Linked DNA regions of Homo sapiens: all the other regions are linked to region 1. A link is a contact called in ENCODE Hi-C or POLR2A ChIA-PET data. All regions are on one chromosome and are shown on one strand. Each heading gives the region's core, a stretch centred on a gene start or an enhancer-like site at or near the end of the contact. The rest is flanking DNA. Distances are from core to core; before and after follow the strand shown. Region 1 has its middle 33 kb from the start of LINC01565. Region 2 holds the start of RUVBL1 (RuvB like AAA ATPase 1). Region 3 holds the start of CFAP92 (cilia and flagella associated protein 92 (putative)).

The links. A loop is a pair of places that touch in the nucleus more often than their neighbours do. ChIA-PET counts read pairs that join two places held with the same protein, here RNA polymerase II (POLR2A). Pooled maps may share reads with other maps.
Region 2: a pooled map shows a loop between it and region 1 (5-fold over the local background). The contact joins the promoter of RUVBL1 here to the enhancer-like site in region 1. A Hi-C loop is called at or near these places in 1 of 168 maps with a recorded cell type or tissue (CD8-positive, alpha-beta T cell), 2 of 37 single-sample maps with no recorded cell type and 11 of 50 pooled maps. POLR2A ChIA-PET finds 5 or more read pairs at or near these places in 3 of 52 experiments (CD4-positive, alpha-beta T cell, MCF 10A and naive thymus-derived CD4-positive, alpha-beta T cell).
Region 3: a pooled map shows a loop between it and region 1 (2.4-fold over the local background). The contact joins the promoter of CFAP92 here to the enhancer-like site in region 1. A Hi-C loop is called at or near these places in 6 of 50 pooled maps. POLR2A ChIA-PET finds 5 or more read pairs at or near these places in 2 of 52 experiments (GM12878 and WTC11).

The regions. Positions count from the first base shown.
Region 1 is chr3:128,606,788-128,611,008 of GRCh38, reverse strand. No RefSeq gene overlaps it. Among named protein-coding and RNA genes, the nearest start is that of LINC01565, 33 kb to the right of the region's middle. RefSeq lists an enhancer at 2,202-2,381 and a silencer at 2,392-2,591. Within about 2 kb of position 2,513, at least 22 of the 41 ENCODE cell types and tissues checked have a DNase peak (open chromatin) inside an H3K27ac peak, as active enhancers do.
Region 2 is chr3:128,121,476-128,125,696 of GRCh38, reverse strand. RUVBL1 (RuvB like AAA ATPase 1) reads left to right here and starts at 1,885. Exons shown (of 11, transcript NM_003707.3): 1 at 1,885-2,113. The coding sequence starts at 1,973. RefSeq lists a silencer at 1,834-1,893 and an enhancer at 2,084-2,133.
Region 3 is chr3:128,991,820-128,996,040 of GRCh38, reverse strand. CFAP92 (cilia and flagella associated protein 92 (putative)) reads left to right here and starts at 1,965. Exons shown (of 16, transcript NM_001394090.1): 1 at 1,965-2,061; 2 at 2,705-2,998. The coding sequence starts at 2,737. RefSeq lists a silencer at 1,750-1,959 and an enhancer at 2,536-3,297.

The sequences.
Region 1 (4,221 bases), core at 1,264-3,763:
GCGGGGCATTTGATTCTAGTTCGTTCTATTTTTATCTTTTTCATCAGATCAGGGCACCATGCCCTCTGGGCTCGCTGCGTCTTCCTGCTTCCCAGCCCCAATTTCCCTCCCCTTTCCTACCTCCAGCGCATCTTGTGTGAGACGCATGGGGACAGGTGTGTGTACACCCTGGGGAATGTGTGGTGGGTTTTCATTTATCTGTGTCCATGTCGATCAAGAGCACATGCTCATGCTGCCTGTCTTAGTCTGTTCAGGTTGTGATAACAAATAACAACAATCGGGGTACTTAGAACAACACACATTCCTTTTTCACAGTTCAGGAGGGTGGTAACTCCAAGATGAGAGTGGCAGCAGGGGCGGGCTCTGCAGAGGGCTGTCTTCCGGGATGCAGCCTGCCGGTGTCCTCACTGTGTCCTCGCAGGCAGAAGTTGGCGTGCCGAGCCAGTGCTCTGCTATCAGGGCTTGGAGCCCAATTATGAGCACTCCTCCTTCATGGCCTAGTCACCCCCAAAAGGCCCCACATCCTGATACCATCACTATGGAATTAGGACATCAACAGGTACATTTTGGGGGGATAAATGCATTCAGACCATGGCACTGGTTTCAGTTGTCATGTAAGTCACCACTCATATATCAAGGCTAACTCATGACCCTAGATCTACATGGGGTCTGCCCTCTACCTCACAGCAGAGATGGACACCCACACCACCATCTTCCCCGTGTCTCACCACCTGCACCCCAATTACGGACACCTATGCCTCTGTCTTCCCTGCGTCTCTCAGCACTCTACAGCGAGTGACACACACACCTTCATCTTTCTTCCATGCTTCATGTTGCAGTGGAGAGGCTGGGGATTGGGAGGAGGTGCTGCTGGGGTATGGGGAGTGAGATCTGTGCCGCAGTGGGGTGGGATTCAGGAGAAAACCAGGCAGTGTCCCACCAGTTCACTTGCTTGTAACACAGAAACCTCTTCAATGGAAATGGAACCCTGTCTAGAATGCCAGACTCTCTGCTGACCATTCTCTCTGGTCAGAACTGGATCACTTTATTTGATGTAAATTGTATTTGATTTATTTTTTTCTTTTTTAAGAGATGAAGTCTCACTATGCTGCCCAGGCTGGTCTCAAACTCCTGGGCTCGAGTGGCCCTTCCGCCTCAGCGTCCCAAAGTGCTGGGATTACACGTGTGAGCCACAGCACTGGCCATAAATTGTATTTGATTTTTACAGCTACCTGTATTTAGCCATGTGAAAGTGATTTTCCACTTATGTCAGAGATACAAAGTTTCGTTTAGGGATAAATTGTAAAAAAGAATATAGGCCTGGGTGGTGGCTCATGCTTTTAATTCCCATACTCAGCTTGAGTACCGGAACCAAGACTAGTCGAGGCAACATAGTGAACCTCATTTCTTTAAAAAAAAAAAAAAGAAAAATGGCTTGAGCAGAGTGGAGCTGGATTAGCTGGAAGCTCCACCTCGCAGAGGCCGGGAGCCGGTGGCCAGGGTTGGGTTGCTGGATTTGACGCCACCTGGCTGTGTGACTGTGGAAAGGTGCTCAGCTGCTCTGAGCCTCCATTTTCCATTCATAAAACGGGGTCATATTAATTTCTAACAAGAGCGTGGTTGTTGGTGTGATCCTCAAATAAGCTGACAGCGGTCAGGTGGTGCCCATGGTCAGTACTGTGTAGGCCTGGCGTTAGGATGTGAATATGAACACGGGTGATAGGTGCGTCCTGCACATGCTGCAAGGTGGACCTGAATGCTGGCAAAACACTGATCTAGTTCAGCTCATGTTTCAGAGGGGAAATGGTCCCTTTTGCCTCATGCCACACTCCCCTGGCCACAGTGGAACCCAGTGGCTATTAAGGGGCTGTCTGGGGTCAGTCCTAATGGGTGGCTTTAGAGTCAGACGGGTCTCTGAGCCTCAGGGCCTCATCCATAGCATGAGATAACCCCTTTGGGAGGCTGAGGGAGGTGGATCATGAGGTTAGGAGTTCGAGACCAGCCTGACCAACATGGTGAAACCTCTACTAAAAATACAAAAATTAGCGTGGTGGTGCCTACCTGTAATCCCAGCTACTCAGGAGGCTGAGGCAGGAGAGTCGCTTGAACCTGGGAGGCGGAGGTTGCAGTGAGCCGAGATCGCGCTGCTGCACTCCAGCCTGGGCGACAGAGAGAGACTCCGTCCCCCCCGCCCCCAAAAAAAAGAATGAGATAACCCCATGCTCGGGGGGTGGTCATGGGACTATACCTGCAGAGCACACAGCAGGCGCTCCATAAATGCTGGAGTCATAACACCCCATGTCCCATGTGCCAGCTGCCCAGCAGCAAGTCTGGCCTCCTCCTCCGGTTCTCGGCCCTGAACAAAGTCACCGCTCCAGCGACAGCTCCTTGGCAAAGTGGGGCTCTGGGCCCTGGCGAGAGCGCGGCTGTCCTGCCCCACGCCTGCGAGGCCGGCAGGGATTGGAACCCGCGGCCGCCAGAGGGCGCCCCCGCCTAGGCCACGCGCACCTCCCGGCTGGCAGAGGGGCCGGTCCTCAGCGCGGTGGCAGCCTGGGCGCCCGCCCGCCACTACTGGGCTGTGTGTCACCCTGCCTGCCTCAGTTTCCTCGGCTGTGGCGTGGGATTCTCCCCGGGATCGCCTCGCAGGGCTGCTGAGAGGCTCGATGAACGCCAGCGGTTGTTGCGGCGCTGCTGTTCCAAGCCGGGGGTGACGGGAACCCACGTCCTCACGCCCTGGCTGCTCCCGGCTGCCCCGCGGGCCGGCAGCTTCCCGTTCAGGAAACTCAGCCTCGGGAAGGGCGGAGAAAGGTCCCGCGGCTGCGAGGAGCCCAGCGGGGCTTGGCGCCTGATGACCGGCTCCGGAACGGGCTGTTACCCCGCGTATCTCGGTCTCTGCAGCGGCCAAAGTCGCCCGCTGACCTGGAGCACCTGCAGGCCCTGGGCAGAGGACCCGGGGCCATTCCCGCAGCCCTGGCCTGGGAGCTCCGGCTTCTAGTGGTGGCTCCGGGTCAGGTCCTGTGGGGTCCCAGGGACATTCCCAGGCCGAGGTTCCTGTTCAGAGGCCACCCTTTGGCACCAGAGCCATCCAGCGCGGCCTGCGATTCAGGGCCAGAGGAAACAGCAGACACTGAGTGGCTGTCTGGCCCCAGCTTTGCAGAGCCTTTGCTTAGCCGGGAGTGTGGATGCCCGTTGGAGAGCCATGGCTTTTCCCAGCCTGTGTGGCAGCGTTGGGTGGGGCGGCCCCTCTCCTGGGCTGACCCTGAGCAAGGCAATGAGGACCGGTGCAAACTCCTCACAGCCTGTGGGCAGTTCATTAGCTGTGGTTCTCAGGTGCTTCTCATACACACTCTCAGTAGGGCACAACTTCCACGCTTCCATTTACTTATTTAGAAATGTGGTTTGGCTATGTTGGTCAGAGTGGCCTCAAACTCCTGGGCTCAAGCCATCCTCCTGCCTCGGCCTTCTGAGTAGCTGGGACTACAGGCGTGCGCCATTACGCCCTGCTACACATCCCTGCTTTAGCAGGTGAGCGAACGGGGCATGGATAGGGCAAATTCAAGGCTTCACGCCAAGTAATTGGGAGAACCTGGACTTGAACCTAGGTCTTCACCCCTCCCTGACATCAGGGAGATGGCCTTCCTGGAGCTGCAGCCAGATCCCACTGTCCCTGGCATTGTGCTGTGTCCATGCCTGTGCTACACTCCCTACCCTAACCCCCGTCTCACTCCGATTCTCCCCTCCTTCAAGGCTTAACACCTCCACAAATGCCACAAAACCTTCCCCAGTGATCCCCACAGCTACTGGTGTCCTGGGTCTTCGAAGTGTTCCTTCTTGTCTGCCTGGAAAAACTCCTATTCATTCTCTTTTTTTTTGAGATGGAGTCTGGCTCTGTAGCCCAGGCTGGAGTGCAGTGGCACGATCTCGGCTAACTGCAAGCTCCACCTCCTGGGTTCACACCATTCTCCTGCCTCAGCCTCCCGAGTAGCTGGGACTACAGGCACCCGCCACCACGCCCGGCTAATTTTTTGTGTTTTTAGTAGAGACGGGGTTTCACCGTGTTAGCCAGGATGGTCTCGATCTCCTGACCTCGTGATCTGCCTGCCTCGGCCTCCCAAAGTGCTGGGATTACAGGTGTGAGCCCCCGCGCCCCGCTGAAAAACTCCTATTCATTCTCTAAAACCCACCCCCAGGGTTACTCCTGGGAAAGCTTAAGTGCTACTT
Region 2 (4,221 bases), core at 636-3,135, 480 kb after region 1:
TTTAGGCCCTGAAAATGCCAAAAGATTCCATTCACTGATGGAAATCATTACCAAGTCCTATAAAAGCCAACGTGTAAAATACATGCAGCAAAACTGATGAATTCAAGTGTATGTGTTTGTGTGTGGTCTAGAACCTTAATTGAATTCATGAGAAGCCTTAATTGTGAGCTGTGTTGTAGGCTGTGTGCCAGGCACTTAGGTTAAAATGGTAAACAATCAAATGTGGTCTACACCCTCAAAAGGCCTGCAGTTTACTGGGAGAGAAAAACATTGACCCAGTAATTATGCAAATCATTAGAAACCTAGATTCAAAAGAAAAGAAAAAAGTATATAGAAACCTAGATTCAAATGTTAGAATCAAGATGTACAAGGAGGTGTGAGAGGCCGGGCGCGGTGGCTCACGCTTGTAATCCCAGCACTTTGGGAGGCCGAGGCGGGCGGATCACGAGGTCAGGAGATTGAGACCATTCTGGCTAACACGGTGAAACCCCGTCTCTACTAAAAATACAAAAAAATTAGCCGGGCGTGATGGTGGGCGCCTGTAGTCCCAGCTACTCGGGAGGCTGAGGCAGGAGAATGGCGTGAACCCGGGAGGCGGAGCTTGCAGTGAGCCGAGATTGCGCCACTGCACTCCCGCCTGGGCCACAAAGCAAGACTCCGTCTCAAAAAAAAAAAAAAAAAAAAAAAAAAAGGCGGTGTGAGACTGTGGAACTACTGTAATTGGATTTGATTTCAGGTCTGTCTCAATTCTAACATAAACTCTCCTGCACTCTGGGCAAGTCCTTCCCTTCCTCTGGATGTTAGTATCCTCTTCTGTAAAAATGGTGTCATACCATTTGCTTCTGAGGAAATCTCTCCTATTTGTTGGAATTCAGCCAAGGCAACATCACCTTCATGATGCCTTCCCTGGCTCTCCAGGCTGTTCCGGGGGCTTCTGCTCTGGTCTTCTCGCCACCTGGGTGTACCTGTCTCAGCACATCTCACGTTGCAAGTTTTCTAAGCAAGAAGTAAACGCATCAAGACTTTTATCCCTGTATCCCCAGTGCATTGTGGTGTCTGGCTCGTGTTTGTTGAACGGATGGATGGATGGATGGCAAGTACAATTGTGGTGCAGGTTGTGCTAATATCATTATGAAACCTGAAGGGACAATTTGCTGGCTGATTGTCTCAGCTGGAGTCATGGGACGTGATGAGCATTATTATATAGGTTTTGAAGCCTGAAGATTTCTAGTTCTGATTATTTGTGATGCTTTCTTGGGCGGATGGGCCTCTTTCCGCTTGTTTGTAGCTGCATGCGTAATTACACTACCTTACAGGGCTGTGGAATTTTGAAAACTGCAAAATGTTATTTACAGTCAACTGAACTCAGCAGGAACCTTATCTCTCGGTGGAGGATGGAGGATAGAAGCAGGGGAAGACAATTCCACGGAAACGGTGGTGGGTTGAGCTGGGCCTTTCCAGGGAGATGCAAAGGTATGGGAGTCAGAAAACATTGGTTAGTAACCAATCCCAGTTTAAGCTCTGAACCTCAGTTCTTCTGTTTCCAAAACGGAAATAATAACTTGAGATTTGCGTAAGAGTATGACGTTCAAATGTGCTAATGGATAGGACGGAAGGATTAGGAGTGGTACCCGGGGGCCACTGCCTCGTGCAACGCCCCAGCCCTAGATCAAATCCGGGGCGTGGTCCCACTGTGCTCCCGACCCCAGCCTCGGCAGGAAGCGCCGGCTACGGGGGAAGCCAACCCGGAGACACAGACGGAAGTGGGTGACCGGAGCTCTAGCAGCAGCCGCGATGGGCGCAGCCGTGAGCCTATGGAGAGCGGAGGTGTTCCCGCTTCCACCAATGGAAAGCCGGTCTAGGCGGGCCTTTGCAAATTGCCCTAGTAACGGCCGCATGGTAACTCAGGCGCCGGGCGCACTGTCCTAGCTGCTGGTTTTCCACGCTGGTTTTAGCTCCCGGCGTCTGCAAAATGAAGATTGAGGAGGTGAAGAGCACTACGAAGACGCAGCGCATCGCCTCCCACAGCCACGTGAAAGGGCTGGGGCTGGACGAGAGCGGCTTGGCCAAGCAGGCGGCCTCAGGGCTTGTGGGCCAGGAGAACGCGCGAGAGGTGTGGCCAGTGGACCAGGGAGTTGGGGGCTGCAAGCAGGGCTGCTGCGGCGAGAGAGCTGCTGAAGTCGGTGGCTCGGGGCGGGATGCGCGCGCCAGGGGTCTCCCGCCATTATTTCCTCAGGGAAGTGAAAATGGGCCAGGGGCTCGGGGAGGGGCGCCGCCCTGGAGCTGGGTGAGGGGCCGCCCCAGGATACCTAGTGACGATCCACTGGGGGCAGTTGACGGTTTGCCAACTCATGGACAAGTGCTGATATAAACCCACACAACCCCGTCCCCTTAATTCGTACCAGGCTCTATTCGCGACACTGGGATACAGCGGGAATTAAGATAGGAGCTTACATTTTAGTGTAGTGAGAGACGATAAACGTGTACACCAATAAATAAAAATAATTATCTTATCTTGGTGGGGTTAGTTACTGCAGGGCTTTGTCGGCCACGGTCAGGAAATTGGATTTTATTGTGAATGCAGTGGCAGGCTATGGGACGGTTTAAAGTAGGGAATTGACTAAACTTTAAAAGCTCATTTTGGTTCCCAGGATCCGGGAACTGAGGGAGAGAAGTGGGAATTATGGAGAAGAGCAATCTGGTTTATCCACCCCTCCAAGCATCCTTTTTGACCATTCCAATTAAATCTCCTTTTTCTAAGTGCTGGTGATGCCAAGTACTTTCACATACATATTATTTTTTGGCAGGTGAAAATATTGAGTTGGGGAGAGGGCACTTCACGTATATGCTTGACACTCGTTTTAGTAACGGTAAACCTGGGGTTTGCACCCACGTGTATTTCTGACTCCCAAATCAGTGCTCTATGATGATACAGCCACCCTCTCTGCCTGCTGTTCTCTAAGGTCACAGCCATGCCCCTTGGCCTTTGGAGAGCCTTAGCTTCTACAAAAATCTTCACTTAATATAAAGTTAAGCTACTGCCTCTTAGCCTGATTTTTCTAAATGGAAAGGCCTCAAAGAAAAGCCTCAGGTTTCCATTTTGAGCATCATCTTTCCAAAAAGGAAGTGTTTGACCCTGGCTTACTAAGCAGCTAGTACTGCAAGTAGCTAACATTGGTTGAGTGCTTTCCATGTGCCAAGCACTGTGCTAAGTAGCTATATGTCCACTGCCTTGTCATATCCAACGTATTAGTTGTCCCTTCCCCGCTTTAGTATGACAGTTTTCAGACACAAAAAAAGTTGAAAGACTTGTAAATACTTGTGTGCCTAAATTCTATAATTAACATTTTACTGTGCTGCTTTATCATATATCTTTTCATCTGTCCCTCTCCCAATCCACTTTTACATTTCAAGGTGAATTGCAGGCATCACTACACTTTACCCCTACACCCTTTAACCTGTGTGCCATTGACTAGTATGAACTCTGTTCAAGTGAGGAAATTCTGGTTCATAGAGGTCAAATAAGTAGGTCCAAGGTTACTCATCTGGTAAGTGCGAGAGCCAGTATTTTAACTCAAGTCTATGTATTTAAACCCAGAGTGCATGCTCTATGCCTAAGTGCATGCTCTATGCCTAAGAGTGATGCTGTATGCCTAAGACCCACCTCAGCTACCAGGTTCTTGTGTGACTCTGGTCACATCAGTAACCTCCCTGAAAAATGAGAGTTAGACTAGGTGATCTTTTAAAGACCCTTCCAATTCTTTTTAAATGTTAGAATTCAAGCTTATCTCACCTGAGAGTAGTTGGAGTGGAAATTGAGGGAGAATGGATGGAAGAGGTCCTGGTCTGTAAATAAACGCACATCTCCAAGGTTTGTAAAGTCTCTTCTACCTTGGGTTTCCCAAAGAGCTTCAGTGCTGGGGATTATGATATGACAGGGTTGTGTGGAAAGACCATAGTAGTTTTTTTTTTTTTTTTTTTTTTTTGAGACGAAGTTTTGCTCTTGTTGCCCAGGCTGGAGTGCAATGGCGCGATCTCGGCTCACTGCAACCTCTGCCTCCTGGGTTCAAGCGATTCTCCTGCCTCAGCCTCGTGAGTAGCTGGGATTACAGGCGCCTACCACCACGCTCGGCTAATTTTTGTATATTTAGTAGAGACAGGGTTTCACCATGTTGACCAGGCTGGTCTTGAACTCCTGACCTCAGGTGATCACCTGCCTCG
Region 3 (4,221 bases), core at 716-3,215, 390 kb before region 1:
TATGACCTGGCCTCAGAAATCACATAGTGTCATTTCCTCTGCACTCTTTTGACTGAGCCAGTCACAGAGGTCTGCCCAGTTTCCAGAGAAGGAGACTAGACCCCCCAACTGGGTGGGAGGAATGTGAACCTCACAATGCCTGCCGGAAGATTATGTGGGAGGGGATCTTTTGAGGTGGCTGTCTTTGGAAAATACAATCTGCCACTGGTTTCTAAGCTCCACCCCTGGAGAGTCACTTCCACAGGTCTTTAATGAAGCCTCAGAATTGTATTTTTGACATGTAGGTGTTTCCAGTGCACATCCAGGATGGCACATTGGCCCTTGGTCCAAGACCTCTGGCCTCTCACTATTGAGCTTGGGAAGAGATTGGCTTCTGTCCTAGGTGGTGATGTGATCTAGGAACCTTTGGAGGGAAACCAGCCTCAGGCCAGTGGGTAGGACCTGGGGAGCAGGAGGCCTGATGTCTGTCCAAGAGTGGTGGTAGTGTTGAACTGCCCTTGTTAAAGGGCCCTTTTGGGGGCTGGTGTATCTGAGTAGCTTTGTATTCTTCCAGCCCTTCATGTGTCTCCTGAGCACTTCCTGGCATACAGACAGCAGTCTCCAGGCTGCTGCAGGTGGGGTGTGGGCAAGGTGGTTGCCGTTCTCGTGCTAAGAGTTTGAACCCACTCCTCACAGGGCCCACTGCCATTTGGTGTCTTCCCTAACAGCTGTACTTGAGGCTGTTTTTCAGACTGAACCCGAGGAGTATTGGAGCACCCAGTATTAAAGGGGCTGTCCCATGCCCTGAGAGCGGTCTGGGGAGGCATGCACTGGGAGGCTCAGGACTTGGGTCTCAGCCCCAGCTGCGCCACAGTTTTGCTCTTTGACACAAAGTAGGTCATAGCTCAACTCAGCTAAAGTTTTCTTAATAGCCAAGCTTGTGTGTAGCCTCAGCTCCCATTCTCTTGAACAAACTGACTGCCGGAGCAGGGTGCCCTCCCTCAACAGAAGACCTGCCTTGGCTCCCCATTGCCCATAGTCCTGTGCCCTAACCTGCCCTGTGGGGCTATGTACCATGGGCCCTGCACACTGCTACAGCCTCGCCACCCATTCCTGAAACTTGCCATGCCCTTTCACCTCTATGGGCCTTTGCATATGCTGTTCCTCTACCTGGGATGCTTTCTCTTGCTTTCACCGCCTCTGCCTAGTCACCCCCCAGATTTGGCGTTGCTCACTTCCTCCATGAGGCCTACCCCAGCCCTCTGTCCCAGCCGCTTGCTGTGCTGAGGTCCTCTACATTAGGAGCCGCAGCCAGGGCTCTCAGCTTGGGTGGTTTAGCAGACGAGCGGAGGCTTTGGAGTCAGGCAGTCCGGATTTCAACACAGTGCTGCGCCCTACTTGCTGTGTGACCTCGGGCGAATCGCTTCACCTCTCTAAGCTTTGTTTTCTGATCTCTGAGTTGGCGCTCATGATCACTAACAAGAATTCTCATGCTATTTTAAGGACATCAGCGACAGAAGCAGAGAATCTAATGAGAGGGATCGTGGGGAGGTCTGGTTTTTAAGGACATCGGCGACAGAAGCAGAGAATCTAATGAGAGGGATCGTGGGGAGGTCTGGAGTTTGCAGAGCCCACAGCTTCCTTTGCTTTTATTAAAGAATGGGAGGTGGGAGCTGATGGAGGGGGAGGAAGGAGCCATCAACCCCTACCTCCCATCGTACGGGCAAGGACCAGGCTTATAGTAGGTGCTGACGTTCCGAGTAGAAACTCCTTAATGAGTGAATGCATGAGTGAAGGAATGAAGGCAGCTGGTTTCTGAACCTGGATGTAGCCATTTGACAAACTGCGCGCAGTGGCTGAGGGGGAAAGCCCCGCCCCGCGGAGCCCCGCCCCCAGGCCGCACGCCCTCGCGTCTCCTAGCAACCGCCAAACGTAGCTGAGTGGCTGGGCCTGCGGCCCTCCCTGCACCGGCGGACGCTCCTCTCAGTCTTGGAGTCTCTTCGCCCAGGTGGCTGTGGATCCGGTACGGGAGTTGCCGCCGCGGTCCAACTCCCCGCTGCCGCCCAGCGCATCCGCTCGCAGGTACCGCCAGCACCTGGAGGGGAACCCCGACCCCTGCCCCCACCTCGGCCGCCGCAGCCCGGGACTCTTCCCGCCTCGCCTCGATGCGTGTTCCCTCTTCGGCGTTTGCCCGGCGTTCCGCCTCCATGGGCCTGAGCTGATGCCCCGAGCCCAGCACCCAGTGCACATTCATGTTCTGTCTTGGGGACAGGGCTTGCCCTCCCCGACCTCGCCAGGCTCCTGCACGTGCTGCCCCCGGCCTGGTTTGCCTCTCCCCAAATAGCAAACGCATCTTGTGCTTAGGCGCAGCAGGCCTGCCTGAGCAGACGTCCCCTCTCCCGCCTGGTGGCTCCCGGGAGCTGCTCACCTGGGGCAGGCATTCCAGAAGCCCGGCGACTGACTCCTGGTTAGGCGAAGGAAACGGGGTTGCTCGTCGTCGTGCTTACTGCCAGCCACCCTTATCTGTTGTTCCTTCATCCATTCATTCTCTAAGTCGATTGAGTACCGACTGTGTGGCAGGCAGTGAAGGAGCCCCGGCGTTCATCTAGGAGCAGGCGGGGGAAGCAGGGAAGAGAAGGGTGGGTGCTTCTGCAGGAGGCCGGGCTTACCTCCTGGAGCAGCCCTGGAATACAGGCGGGGACAGCCTTCACTTTCTCCCTGCCAGGAGCGCCGGCGGCCAGCAGTGCGCTCTGCAGCATGTCGCTACATGCCTGGGAGTGGGAAGAGGACCCCGCAAGCATAGAGCCCATCTCCTCCATCACTAGCTTTTACCAGTCCACGAGCGAGTGTGACGTGGAGGAACACCTGAAGGCCAAGGCCAGGGCCCAGGAGTCTGACTCTGACCGCCCGTGCAGCAGCATCGAGTCCTCATCTGAGCCTGCCAGCACTTTCAGCTCCGACGTGCCCCACGTGGTCCCCTGCAAATTCACCATCTCACTGGCCTTCCCTGTGAATATGGGTAGGTGCTAGAGCAGAAGTTTAACACCCTCTGAAAAAAGGAGGTGCATGACTTTCTGCAGGAGTTTAGGGCGCATACACCCCACATCCTCTCTCCACCTGCCCCACCCCAAAGCGGGCTGGCCAGTGCCAGCCAGGAGCAGAGGTTGAAAAGAAACAGCAATTTTAGGAGAGGCCCAACTGTGGCTGCATCAGCTTCACATACTTAATCCTCTCAACAACCCTAAAGCAGGTGATGTTCTGTCTGCTTTTTACAGAAGAAAAAAAAACCATGGAGAGGTTAAGGCATTGATTCTCATAAGCGCTTGTGCATCACCTAATACCTTGTTTAAAATACATTTTCCGGGAGTCTGAGGCAGGAGAGTCTCTTGAACCCCGGAGGTGGAGGTTGTGGTGAGCAGAGATCACGCCATTGCACTCCAGCCTGGGCAACAAGAGCAAAACTCTGTCAAAAAAAAAAAAAATAATAATTCTTTTTTTATTGAGATGGAGTCTTGCTCTGTCACCAGGCTGGAGTGCAGTGGTGCGATCTCAGCTCACTGCAACCTCAGCCTTCCGGGTTCAAGCAATTCTCGTGCCTCAGCCTCCCAAGTAGCTGGGATTACAGGTGCACGCCACCACACCCATCTAATTTTTGTATTTTTAGTAGAGACTGGGTTTCACCATGTTGGCCAGAATGGTCTCGAACCCCTGACCTCAGGTCATCCTCCTGCCTCAGCCTCCCAAAGTGCTGGGATTACAGGCATGAGCCACCGCACCCGGCCAAAAAATACATTTTCTCTGATCTGTTGAATCAATCTCTGAATGTAAAGGTGTATCAATTAGCTATTGCCACAAAAATGCGGTGCAACAAACCCAAACAAGCCCCCAAGCTCATGGCTGCACACAGGAACCTGAGGTTCTCCTGGAGGTGCTGGGCGCTGGTCTAGGCTGGGTTCTGCAACAGCTCAGCTCTGCTTCATGCTGCTCCTTTTCCTCCTGGACCAGTGGGCTATCCTAGACCCCTTCTTGTTCTAGAAACACGGACACACAGGAGGGCAAGCCTAGCCCCACAAACACTCCTCAAGTCTTTGAGTGTCTCCCACCTGCTAGCATTTTATTGGCCAAACCAAGTCACATGGTTCCAGCCCAATATGAGGGGAGGAGACAAGTAGTACTTCACATCTTGATAGACCTTGCTTTGTTTTGTTTTCATCTGCTTACTTGAACTAGCCCACCATTATG